2 separate regions of the Homo sapiens genome follow, and region 1 is linked to region 2. A link is an interaction called in ENCODE POLR2A ChIA-PET data of the cell type or tissue named here. Cell type or tissue: K562. All regions are shown on one strand. Each heading gives the region's core, and the rest is flanking DNA. Links, peaks and the distances in the headings are about the cores only.

Region 1 (5,379 bases), core at 291-5,290, 590 kb after region 2:
CTCTGAAGGATAATTTTCCAGAAAAAAAAATGAGGAATGGTCTGTGACAAACTTTACATACCACAGAAAGACTTCGCCAAAGCCTGTTTGTTCATAAGCAGTTTAACCTGATGGCAGATTCTGGAATATTTTCCTAAGGTTATGGTTTCTGGGCAGGGATTCAGGGAACTAAACACACCATCCTCAAGTCCCTCCTCTTGCTTCTTCTCTCCCTCTGAAGCAACATCTGGAACCACTCCATAGAGGACACGCACCCAGACTGCACATTCTGCTGTCACTACTGGCCTGAAGGCTTCAGCCCTGCGGGGGCTGTTTCTGCTGCACAGAGGGTGGCCTAATTCTGAAGGGTGGAGGAAGAACAGCCGCCTGCAGTCCCTAGAATCTGCTATACTAGGCATTCAGAGCAGAAACCACCCAGCCCTCTCCATACTGCCATAGAAAAGCCTAGTACAATCCATGCATTCAATGTCTTGCCTTGAATTGGAATAAAAAATGAATTATTCATTATTTATAAAGCTTCTCTTCCAAGTCACCTTGAATTCCTTGGTATATATCAAATATGTCTATCCCTACCATACCGATCTAAGTTGTAAAAAGTACATTAGAAATACCTACCATTACTACCTGCATGCTTATTTTGCCAGGACTCCTGCTGAGAAAAAAGAAAGGAGGGCATGAAACATAGGAATTTCACACAGTTAGGATGAGGAACAAAAACTAGACTTGATGCAGGGAAGGACAGATATCTAATCCACAGCCACAGAAAAGGTCATTGGGCCGGTTGCGGTGGCTCATGCCTGTAATCCCAGCACTTTGGGAGGCCAAGGCAGGTGGATCACCTGAGGTCAGGAGTTCGAGACCAGCCTGACTAACATGGTGAAACCCCACCTCTACTAAAAATAAAAAAATTAGCCGGGTGTGGTAGCGCATGCCAGTAATCCCAGCTACTCAGGAGGCTGAGGCAGGAGAATCACTTGAACCTGGGAGGCAGAGGTTGCAGTGGGCCGAGATTGCGCAACTGCACTCCAGCCTGGGTGACAGAGCAAGACTCTGTCTCAAAAAAAAAAAAAAAAGAAAGTTCATTGGCAGGAAATGGGAAGAGAACCAACTCTCTCCATCCAAAGGAGAAGGTTCACAAAGACGCACTGGCAAAAATACAGTGTGACATATGCTCAAGGGTACTTACTCATTGCAGCATTATTTACACTAAGGACTGGAAATAGCCTAATGTCCACCAATAGGAAGTGATTGAAAAAGCTGTGGTATGTCCACATAGTGGAGTAAGATGCCAAGGACAGCCTCTATACCCTTCTCCAGGGGATGCTGTCATATGGAGAAAGCAAAATGAAATGGTATTTGAGTGCACTACCTCTTTTGTAATAAAGGGAAGATATACGTTGGATTTTTTTCAAAAGTAATAAGATAAATCAAAAAACAAATAAAAATGGCAATCGAGGTGGGGAGGAGAGGCAAGGATGCACTACCTTGGGCATACATTAATGTTTTATATAATTAAATACAAAATTAAAACAAAGTCTAAGACCCTGTCTTTTCTGTACCCTCCTCCCCATTCACCATCACCCCCTTCCCCCTATGACTCTCAGCCGTCAGCCTTCAGCAGAAAGCCCCCAAGGGGACCTGACCAAGGTGTTGGGGAAGAGCTGTTCCCCCAGCTCTGCAGGAACAAATGCAAAGGAGGCTTAGCTTCACTTTCCAAAAGGCTTCCTGCCTTTCTTTTCATAAGCCACTGTTCCCTTCCTGTAGAATCCTAGATTTCTTCTAAGAGGCAGACAAGGGCCTGGCCAGACTGCCTTCTGGTTTTGTCCAGCAGTTGAGTGAGTCTTCTGGGATTAGGGGCAATGCAGACACAGCAGCAGGCTCTGCCCAGCCCCTCCAGGCCCTGGCTTTCCTTGATTTGTTCTTCCCTTGGCTGATAAAGTCAGCCAGAACAGGGACTAGAAAAAAGCTTTAAGGTCTAATCTGCCTTTCTTCTCCCGAGAATGTTGCATCCTCTGTTGACACCTCTCAAGTCTCTATGTCAGAGAGGAATGAATGAATGAATGAGTGAATGTCCCACAGCCTGGCCACACTGAATCATCTTTCAACTTCTTTTGATAGTTTTCAAGAGGGGTCCAATAAGGCCTTATAAAGAAGCAGGTGTTAGGTCTCCTCCATAGAGAGACATGCCTCTCCTTAAGAAAACCTTATGCCACACTCAAAAAAATCGATTTGGCCGGGTACGGTGGCTCACGCCTGTAATCCCAGCACTTTGGGAGCTGAAGCAGGTGGATCACCTGAGGTCAGGAGTTCGAGACCAGCCTGGCCAACATGGCGAAACCCCATCTCTACTAAAAATACAAAAAATTTGCTGGGTGCGGTGGCACGTGCCTGTAATCCCAGCTACTCAGGAGGCTGAGGCAGGAAAATCACTTGAACCTGGGAGGCTGAAGTTGCAGGGGGCTGAGAAAAAAATAAATTTAATTTTTAAACATATTAGGAGATGTTGCTTAAAATTCGATGAGAGTTCCTTCTCATTGAGCCCAATTATTGGCAGTGTTCTTTTAAATTTAAAAAAAAAATCCTCAGGTGCTTAAGAAACATGAGATGTTTCACCAAGTTTTATTTTATTCATCATTTGATGGAGAGGGAAAGGGCTGCCCAGATAACTTTTAAGACACCTTCCAACCTTAAAAGTCTGTGAAAACACGTGAGATGCTGTGCCCCAGTCCCCTTTGCACTTCTAGTACTGCCACGACTATCCCCCTACTGCATGTGCCGTGGCCAAGTTATCATCCCACGTCAGCGGAACCACAGCGCTTCAGAGGCCACAGCTGAGCCATGCCCCTTTAGAAACCACTGAATTTCTCAAAGACAACGAGCAGAATCGTGTGTGTGTGTGTGTGTGTGTTTCTACATGCATGTCAGTATCTGAGCACAAAACAAGTTGAAAAAGTGGGTGGGAAGAGTTACATTTAGCAGACAATTTAACTTAGAATTAGGGAATCCTAAAATGTCAGTGCTGGAAAACCACATTTTAAAGAGCTTCTGGGATGGCCATGCACAATAGCTCATGCCTGTAATCCCAGCACTTTGGGAGACTCAGGAGGGTGGATCACCTTAAGTCAACATGGTGAAATCCTGTATCTACTAAAAATACAAAAAAAATTAGCCAGGCATGGTGGCGGGTGCCTGTAATCCCAGCTACTAGGGAAGCTGAGGCATGAGAATCATTTGAACCCGGGAGGCTGAGGTTGCATTGAGCTGAGATTGCACTCCAGCCTGGGTGACAGAGCGAGACTCCATCTCAAAAAAATAAATAAATAAAATAAAATAATAAAGAGCTTCTGGGGGAGCGGGGAGGTGGGAATGGATTTGCAACTCTCTAAACAAAGCTGTGCCCATGGCCAGGGAGTTGGCCCATAAATGTTGCTTTAATTGGATTATAGTAAAAGAATCAAGGGGAGCAGCCTCTCTCCCTCAATACCTCAATCAGATATCTAGGCGCTTTTCTAGGATTGGAATTAATTGAATCAAGGGCTATTTTCCTAGAGAAAAGAAGCCAATTTAAGATTTTATAAATAATTGCAATTCTGTGTTATTTCCCATTGGGGGAGATGGGGAATTCAAATGAATAAACTCACAGCAAGCAGGCGGAGGTGTTACCATTTCTTTTAATTAAGGATGTACTTAATCTCTTAAGATCACTTACAAAGTGGCCTCCCAAAGCTGAGATTCCCTCAAATGCCTAAATACCTCCACCTGCCGAATGAGGTTCAGGGCAGAGCCGAAGAGCAGGCCTCTCCCGGCTCTGTGTCATGTCCTGATTGCCTGCATAGTCTTCAGGTGGGCGTTTGCCCAGCCTTTGCCAAGCTCCAGGAGCTACAGGTCATCTGGCGAGTTTCCACGGTCTCCTTCATTTAAAAAAACAAAAACACCTTCCTGGGGAGAAAGGAGGGTCCTTCTTTACAGTAGAATGCTGAGAGCCAACTTACGAATGTGGAGAGAATACTGGAGTCAGAAAAGCATTGTTTTACAACCAACATAGTAAATGCTGGATCACACAAGAATCATCAGCAGACGCTCAATCTAGGGGGAAACTTTTCATGTGCAGCAGGATATTTACAGAATCTTAAAATGTCTCTCCAGCACTTGCTTATTAATTGCGTGGGGAAAAAATAGTAACTATATAAAATTAACTGCAGAGTGATAATATCAGAAAATATCTTGACCAAATAATCAAAATTAGCATCACGAATAGGGGGGCAGATGGACATGACGTATTTCCAGATGGGATGCCCTGAGAAAGACACATCACTTCTGTGATATTCTGGCCAGAACGTACAGCTTGAATCTAATTATGAGGAAATACCACATGTACCAAAGATAAGGAAAATTCTATTTAATGAAAGGTGGGAGGAGTGACTGCATTCTTCAAAAGTCTCAATGGCATAAAAGAGGAAATTAAATGTCATAAAAGTTGTGGAAATGTTCAAGATTAAAGGAGACTATGCCAAGCATGGTGGCTCACGCCTGTAATCCCAGCACTTTGGGAGGCTGGGGCAGGCAGATAACTTAGGTCAGGAGTACGAGACCAGCCTGGCCAACATGGTGAAATGCCATCTCTACTAAAAATACAAAAATTAGCCGAATGTGGTGGTGCATGCCTGTAATCTCAGATACTTGGGAGGCTGAGGCACAAGAATTGCTTTAACCTGGGAGGTGGAGGTTATAGTGAGCCGAGATCATGCCACTGTACTTCAGCCTGGGTGACAGGGTGAGACTCAGTTTCAAAAAAAAAAAAAAAAAAAAAAAGATTAAAGGAGACTAAAGGATCATGACAACTAAATACAATATTGTATTGTATTATATTGTATTTTTAATTTTTATTATTTTCTTTTAGAGAGGGTCTCACTATGTTGCCCAGGCTCACCTTGAACTCCTGGCCTCAAGTGGTCCTCCCACCTCGGCCTCCCAAAGTGCTGGGATTACAGGTGTGAGCCAACATACCCAGCCTTGTGTTGCATTTATATAGGATCCTATGTGGAATTTTGTACTAGATGGTTTAAAAACTGTCAAGGACATTATTGGGTTCAACAGACAAAATTGGAATATGGACCATTGATTTGATAAAAGTATTATATTAACATAACTTTACTGGCATTGATAATTGTGTTATAGTTCTGTAAAAGAATATCCTTATTATTAGGAAATACACACGAAAATATTTAGGAGTAAAAGGCCATGATGTATGCAACTTACTCTCAAAAAGTTCAGAAAAAAATTATGTGTGTGTGGAGAGAAAGGGAGAAAGAGAGCAAGTGTGAGTAAATGCACAAAAATAATAAAGCAAATGGGGTAAAACATCAACAACAGGTAGGT
Region 2 (5,379 bases), core at 280-5,279:
CCTCACCTCCTATTCTGTCTTTAACTCACCCCAATAAAGTTTCTGGGTTTATTGCTCTAACAAACCTGCCTTTGCCAAGTCACCAGAAATTCCATGCTATCAAAATCCAAAGGCTACTTCTCAGATCTTACCTTGCTTTACTCTTTGGTGGCATTTAACACCATAATCATGCCACCCTTTTTGAAAGCCTCCTTGATTCTGTGAAGTGGGCACTTCCTTGGTTTTCCTCCTGCCTCTCTGGGGACTCCTCTGCAACCATCTTTGCTGATTCCTCCTCCCCTGCTCAACTTCCTAATTTGAGTGGACCCAGTGTTCAGTCTGGGCCTTATCTGTACTTTGCTTCTAGATAACTTCATCTAGTCCCTTGGCTTTGAACGGCGCCTATCTATGAATAATTCTCAAATCTCCAGCGTGACTTCTTTACAACACCAACTGTCAATTTGACATTTCTACTTGACTGCCTAAAAGGTATTCCAAAGTTTAATAATATGGCAAAAACAGATTTCTTGAACTGTGCAGAGATGGCTTCTCCTTAGTTTTCTCCAGTTCAGAAAATGGTATTCTTGGCCGGGCGTGGTGGCTCATGCCTGTAATCCCAGCACTTTGGGAGGCTGAGGCGGGCGGATCATGAGGTCAGGAGATCGAGACCATCCTGGCTAACACGGTGAAACCCTGTCTCTACTAAAAATACAAAAAAAAAAATTAGCCGGGCATGGTGGCACATGCCTGTAGTCCCAGCTACTTGGGAGGCTGAGGCAGGAGAATGGTGTGAACCTGGGAGGCAGAGGTTGCAGTGAGCCAAGATCGTGCCACTGTACTCCAGCCTGGGTGACAGAGTGAGACTCTGTCTCAAAAAAAAGAAAACAACAACAACAACAACAAAACCCAGAAAATGGTATTCCCATCAATCAGTTACTCAGAAAAGTAAACCCAGGCAGCATACAAATAAAATCTCACATTTAATCCATCAGTAAATCATGTCAATTCTACTTCCAGAAAGTAACTCAAATCTATCTAATTCTCTATTCATACAGCTGTCTCTCTCTAGTCCAAGCATCACCATCCCTCATCTGGCCTAAAGCAATACCTTCTACTAAGTTTCCCTGCTTCTGAAACCACCTTTGCAAAAATTAAAACTGAGGAAATTATGACAGTGAAAGTGATCAGACCTAACCGACTCGATCCTGCTTCTAACCTTTGAGCTGTCCTTGTTCATTCCTGGGTGAAGGCCAAACTAACTTTGGGAAGGAAATCAGTTCATGGTTTGACTCTGAAACAAAATTGATAATAACCCTTTCATGAAAAAGGGCCCCTTCATGCCTGGGGACCAGTTTGCCTTTGCAGGACTAACAAGGTAGTTATAAGACTAGAAATTAGGTTTAGGAGTCATGCAGCCTCTGGCTCCAAGAGTCTGAACCTCCCCAAATTGCTCCTGGGGATAATGTTACTATTATAAAACCTAAGATCAGTGCTTGGGATATTTTGCAGACCCTGCACTGGATGGATCAGCTGACACCACCCGGACCCATAATCTGGCTCAACCAGTTCTGTCATCCCACTCAGGAACAGAAGACAGCCAGAAAACCCACTTCGACCCCCTATGATTCCATCTCCAATCTTACCAGTCAGCACTCCCCACTTCCCAAGCCCCTACCTGCCACTTTGTCTTTAAAAGCTCCGATCCCCCAAGACTGATTTGAGTAATAATAAAACTCTGGTCTCCCGCACACCAGCTCTGCCTGAATTACTCTTTCTCCATTGTAATTTCCCTGATAAATTTTCCTTGATAAATCAGCTCTGTCTAGGCAGCAGGAAAGGTGAAGCCATTGGGCGGTTACTTCCTTCCTAAATTTCCTATAATCTATTCAGTCTGAATGAACTTAAACAAATAATATTAATTTTATGAACTCCTAACTCTTAAGTAAACATCTTTTTAATATTCTGTTTAATGAAATGGAAGTACCTGTAAAGCACACGCTAGAATGAACTTTGAAAAATACAAATCAGGTCAGGTCATTCCCCCACTTAAAACTTTCTGATGGATTTAGGATAAAATACAAAGTCATACTCTGGCCTACCAACCGCTACATGATCGTTGTAACCTCATTTTGTGCCACTCTTCCCTCTCACCCCTTCTCTGCTAGCTATTTTTGGCCTTCTTTCTGTTCTCATTCACGAACACAAATCATTCTCAAACACAAATGATTTCTCCCTTCAGAGAACCCAGCAGGATCTTGGACTAGATGCTTTCCATCTTACAATCTCTAAATAGAATGAGTGTCCCAGGGCTCAGGCTTCAGACTGCTTCTCTTTTCTATCAATGACTTCCAGTGTTATATCTCCAGCCCTGATCATTCTCCTCAACACCAGACTCCTATCCAGTCAATGCCTAGTAGCCATATAAAATATTGCCACTTTCTGAACATGAAAACCTAATACTTCCTTCCCATAGCCTCCAATATACTCTTTTTCCAGTCTTCCCTATCTCAGTAAATTACAGCTTATTTTTTTTTTTTGAGACGGAGTTGAGTGCAAGGTTGCTTACTGCAACCTCCACCTCCCAAGTTCAAGCGATTCTTCTGCCTCAGTCTCCCTAGTAGCTGGGATTACAGGCAGATGCCATGACGTCCAGCTAATTTTTGCATTTTTAGTAGAGACGGGGTTTCACCATGTTGGTCAGGCTGGTTTCGAACTCCTGACCTCTGGTGATCCTCCTGCCTCAGCCTCCCAAAGTGCTGGTATTACAAGCGTAAGCCACTGCACCCAGCCAGCTCATCTTTACCAATAACTCAGGCCTTAATTCTTTTTTTCAAAGCTCATGTCTAATCAATGAGCAAATATGGCAGGCTCTACCTTCAAAATACATCCAGAACCAAACCGCTTTTTACCTTTTCCTCAATTGCCGCTTGGGGCTAAGCCATCATAACTATCTGCAACTATTACATTAGCCTCTTACTGATCTTTCCGCTTCCAATCTTCCACTCCTACATTCTGTTCTCTACTCTCCACAAAGCAGAACAATCATCCCTTGAAAAAGGGAAGCTAGATTACAAAACCCTCTGTGAAAAGGCCTCCAAGGGTTGCCTGTATCACTCAGATAAACCCTTAGTTCTTTTCCTGGCCCTATTACCAGATCATTATCTACTGGCTCTTATCTTATCTCTCACCTTCCCACCCTTTTCTCAGCTCTAGCAGCAGCACCCTCCTTGCCTTTGCAGTTATGTCCATGTGGTTTATGTCCTCACTTCTTTACAGGTCTCTGTTCAGATGTCTTCTTCTTTTTTTTTTTTTTTTTTGAGACGGAGTCTCACTCTGTCGCCCAGGCTGGGGTGCAGTGGCGCGATCTCAGCTCACTGCAAGCTCTGCCTCCTGGGTTCACGCCATTCTCCTGCCTCAGCCTCCCGAGTAGCTGGGACTACAGGGGCCCATCACCACGCCCGGCTAATTTTTTGTATTTTTTAGTAGAGACGGGGTTTCATTGTGTTAGCCAGGATGGTCTCGATCTCCTGACCTCGTGATCCGCCCACCTTGGCCTCCCAAAATGCTGGGATTACAGGCGTAAGCCACCACATCCGGCCCAGATGTCTTCTTAAAAGAGAGGCTTTCCCTGTCCAGTTAATATAAAATTAGACCCTTTGCCTTCTAGTTCCTCACCTTTCTTTGTTGTTCTCAATAATAATAGTAATAACAACATACATAACATTTACTATGTACCAGGTACAATAGCACTTTATATATATTAGGTCATTTAAATCTCATATCACTCCATAAAGTAGGCAACATTATTATCCGTTTTCTGGATGATGACATTGAGACACAGGGAGGTTAAACAAATTGCACCAAGGTCACAAAGCTGGAGTTGAAATGTGAATGCAGGCTGTCTGGCTCCAGCATGGCCTTTTAGCTACTGCACTATTTTGCCTCTTTATAGCCCTGGTCATTACCATATTTTAGATTTATTATCTCCCATTCTTCCCACTTGTTTCAGTTACTGCTGCATAACCAACCACCCCAAAACTTGGTGGCTTAAAGCAACAACTTATTATTTCTCAGGAATTTAGGTCAGGAATTCAGGAAGTGTTTGACTAGGCTGTTCTTCTGCTTCACTTGGCATTGGCTGATGCCACTCATTCAGCTGCATTCAGATGGTGACTGGGCTGACCTGGAAGGTCCCAGAAGGCTTTACTCATATGTCTGGTACCTCAGTGTTTATCCATGTGACCTCTCTCTTCATATGGTCAATCAATCTGGGGTATACCATGGAAGCTGGCTTTTTAGAGAAAAACATGGAAGCTGGCTTTTTAGAGAGAAACATGGAAGCTGCCAGTTCTCTTTAAGGCCTTGATTCAGAACTTCATTACTGCCACATTCTATTACTTAAAAAAGAAAGTCTCAAGGCTAGCCTACATTTGCGGGGAGAGGACACAGGATCCATCTCTTGATGTCAATAATGATGTTTGTATGCATGGAGGGAGGAAGTGATGACTTCCGTGTTGAGACTCTCTTCCACACCACCAGAGTGTTTGTTCCATGAGATCAGGGACTCGTGTCTATTTTATTCATTATTATGTCTTTTCAGCGCCTATAACAATGCCTGACACATAATAAGTATGTAATAAATATTTATTTTGTCCCTGAATTTAAGGGGCAGGTGAAAGGAGTCTGCAAAGGTAAAGGAAAGGTCTGAAGGAGTAGGGGGGAAACTCCTGCTATGACTCTTGGAAGGAGTGTGTCCCGGCAGTCAAGGAAGAAAAAAGTGAAAGGAAGATACGATTGAGAACTAGACCCTTAAGGAAAATGTTTAGGGATGGGTGCAGTGGCTCACGCCTGTAATCCCACCATTTTGGGAGGCCAAGGCAGGCGGATCGCTTGAGATCAGGAGTTCGAGACCAGCCTGGGCCACCTGGGCCACATGTGAAACCCCATCTCTACTAAAAATACAAAAATTAGCCAGGTGTGTGCACCTGTAATCCCAGCTACTTGGGAGCTTGAGGTGGGAGGATCACTTGACCCTAGGAAGTCAAGGCTGCAGTGAGCCAAGATTGTGCCACTGTACTTCAGCCTTGGCGATGGAGCAAGACCCTGCCAAAATAAAGTTTAAAAGCTTTAAAAATAAGTAAAGAGCATATGATTAAAAATTTAAACAGCACAAAATGGCATAGAGGGAAAAGTGAATTTTCTTCTCCCTCTTGTTCCTGATTCCCCTCCACAGTGGTAGCCACTCTTTATCCTTTCAGAGCTAATACATGCATATACTAGGATAAAAATATATGTTATACCTATCTATTTGTTGATAACTAAAATTAAAATCCTGAGTCCCCCACCCAACTGAATGGACCCTCTTTTGGCCAAGGGGACCCCTGAGAAACCTTAAAAACT

What was found. ChIA-PET counts read pairs that join two places held together with the same protein. Peaks named below come from ENCODE experiments on the same cell type or tissue, not always from the same donor. Only the 100,000 strongest peaks of a DNase experiment are listed, where the experiment ranks them.
Region 1: POLR2A ChIA-PET joins it to region 2 with 5 read pairs; 3 of 35 experiments call an interaction of 5 or more read pairs at or near these places.

The regions. Positions count from the first base shown.
Region 1 is chr2:201,199,003-201,204,381 of GRCh38, reverse strand. It overlaps CASP10 (caspase 10), which reads right to left. Exons shown (of 10, transcript NM_032977.4): 6 at 616-652. Among named protein-coding and RNA genes, the nearest start is that of CASP10, 19 kb to the right of the region's middle. In K562, for the core only: no CTCF peak of the experiment used is centred there; no DNase peak of the experiment used is centred there.
Region 2 is chr2:201,785,413-201,790,791 of GRCh38, reverse strand. No RefSeq gene overlaps it. Among named protein-coding and RNA genes, the nearest start is that of ALS2, 7.2 kb to the right of the region's middle. In K562, for the core only: no CTCF peak of the experiment used is centred there; a DNase peak (open chromatin) is centred at 3,111.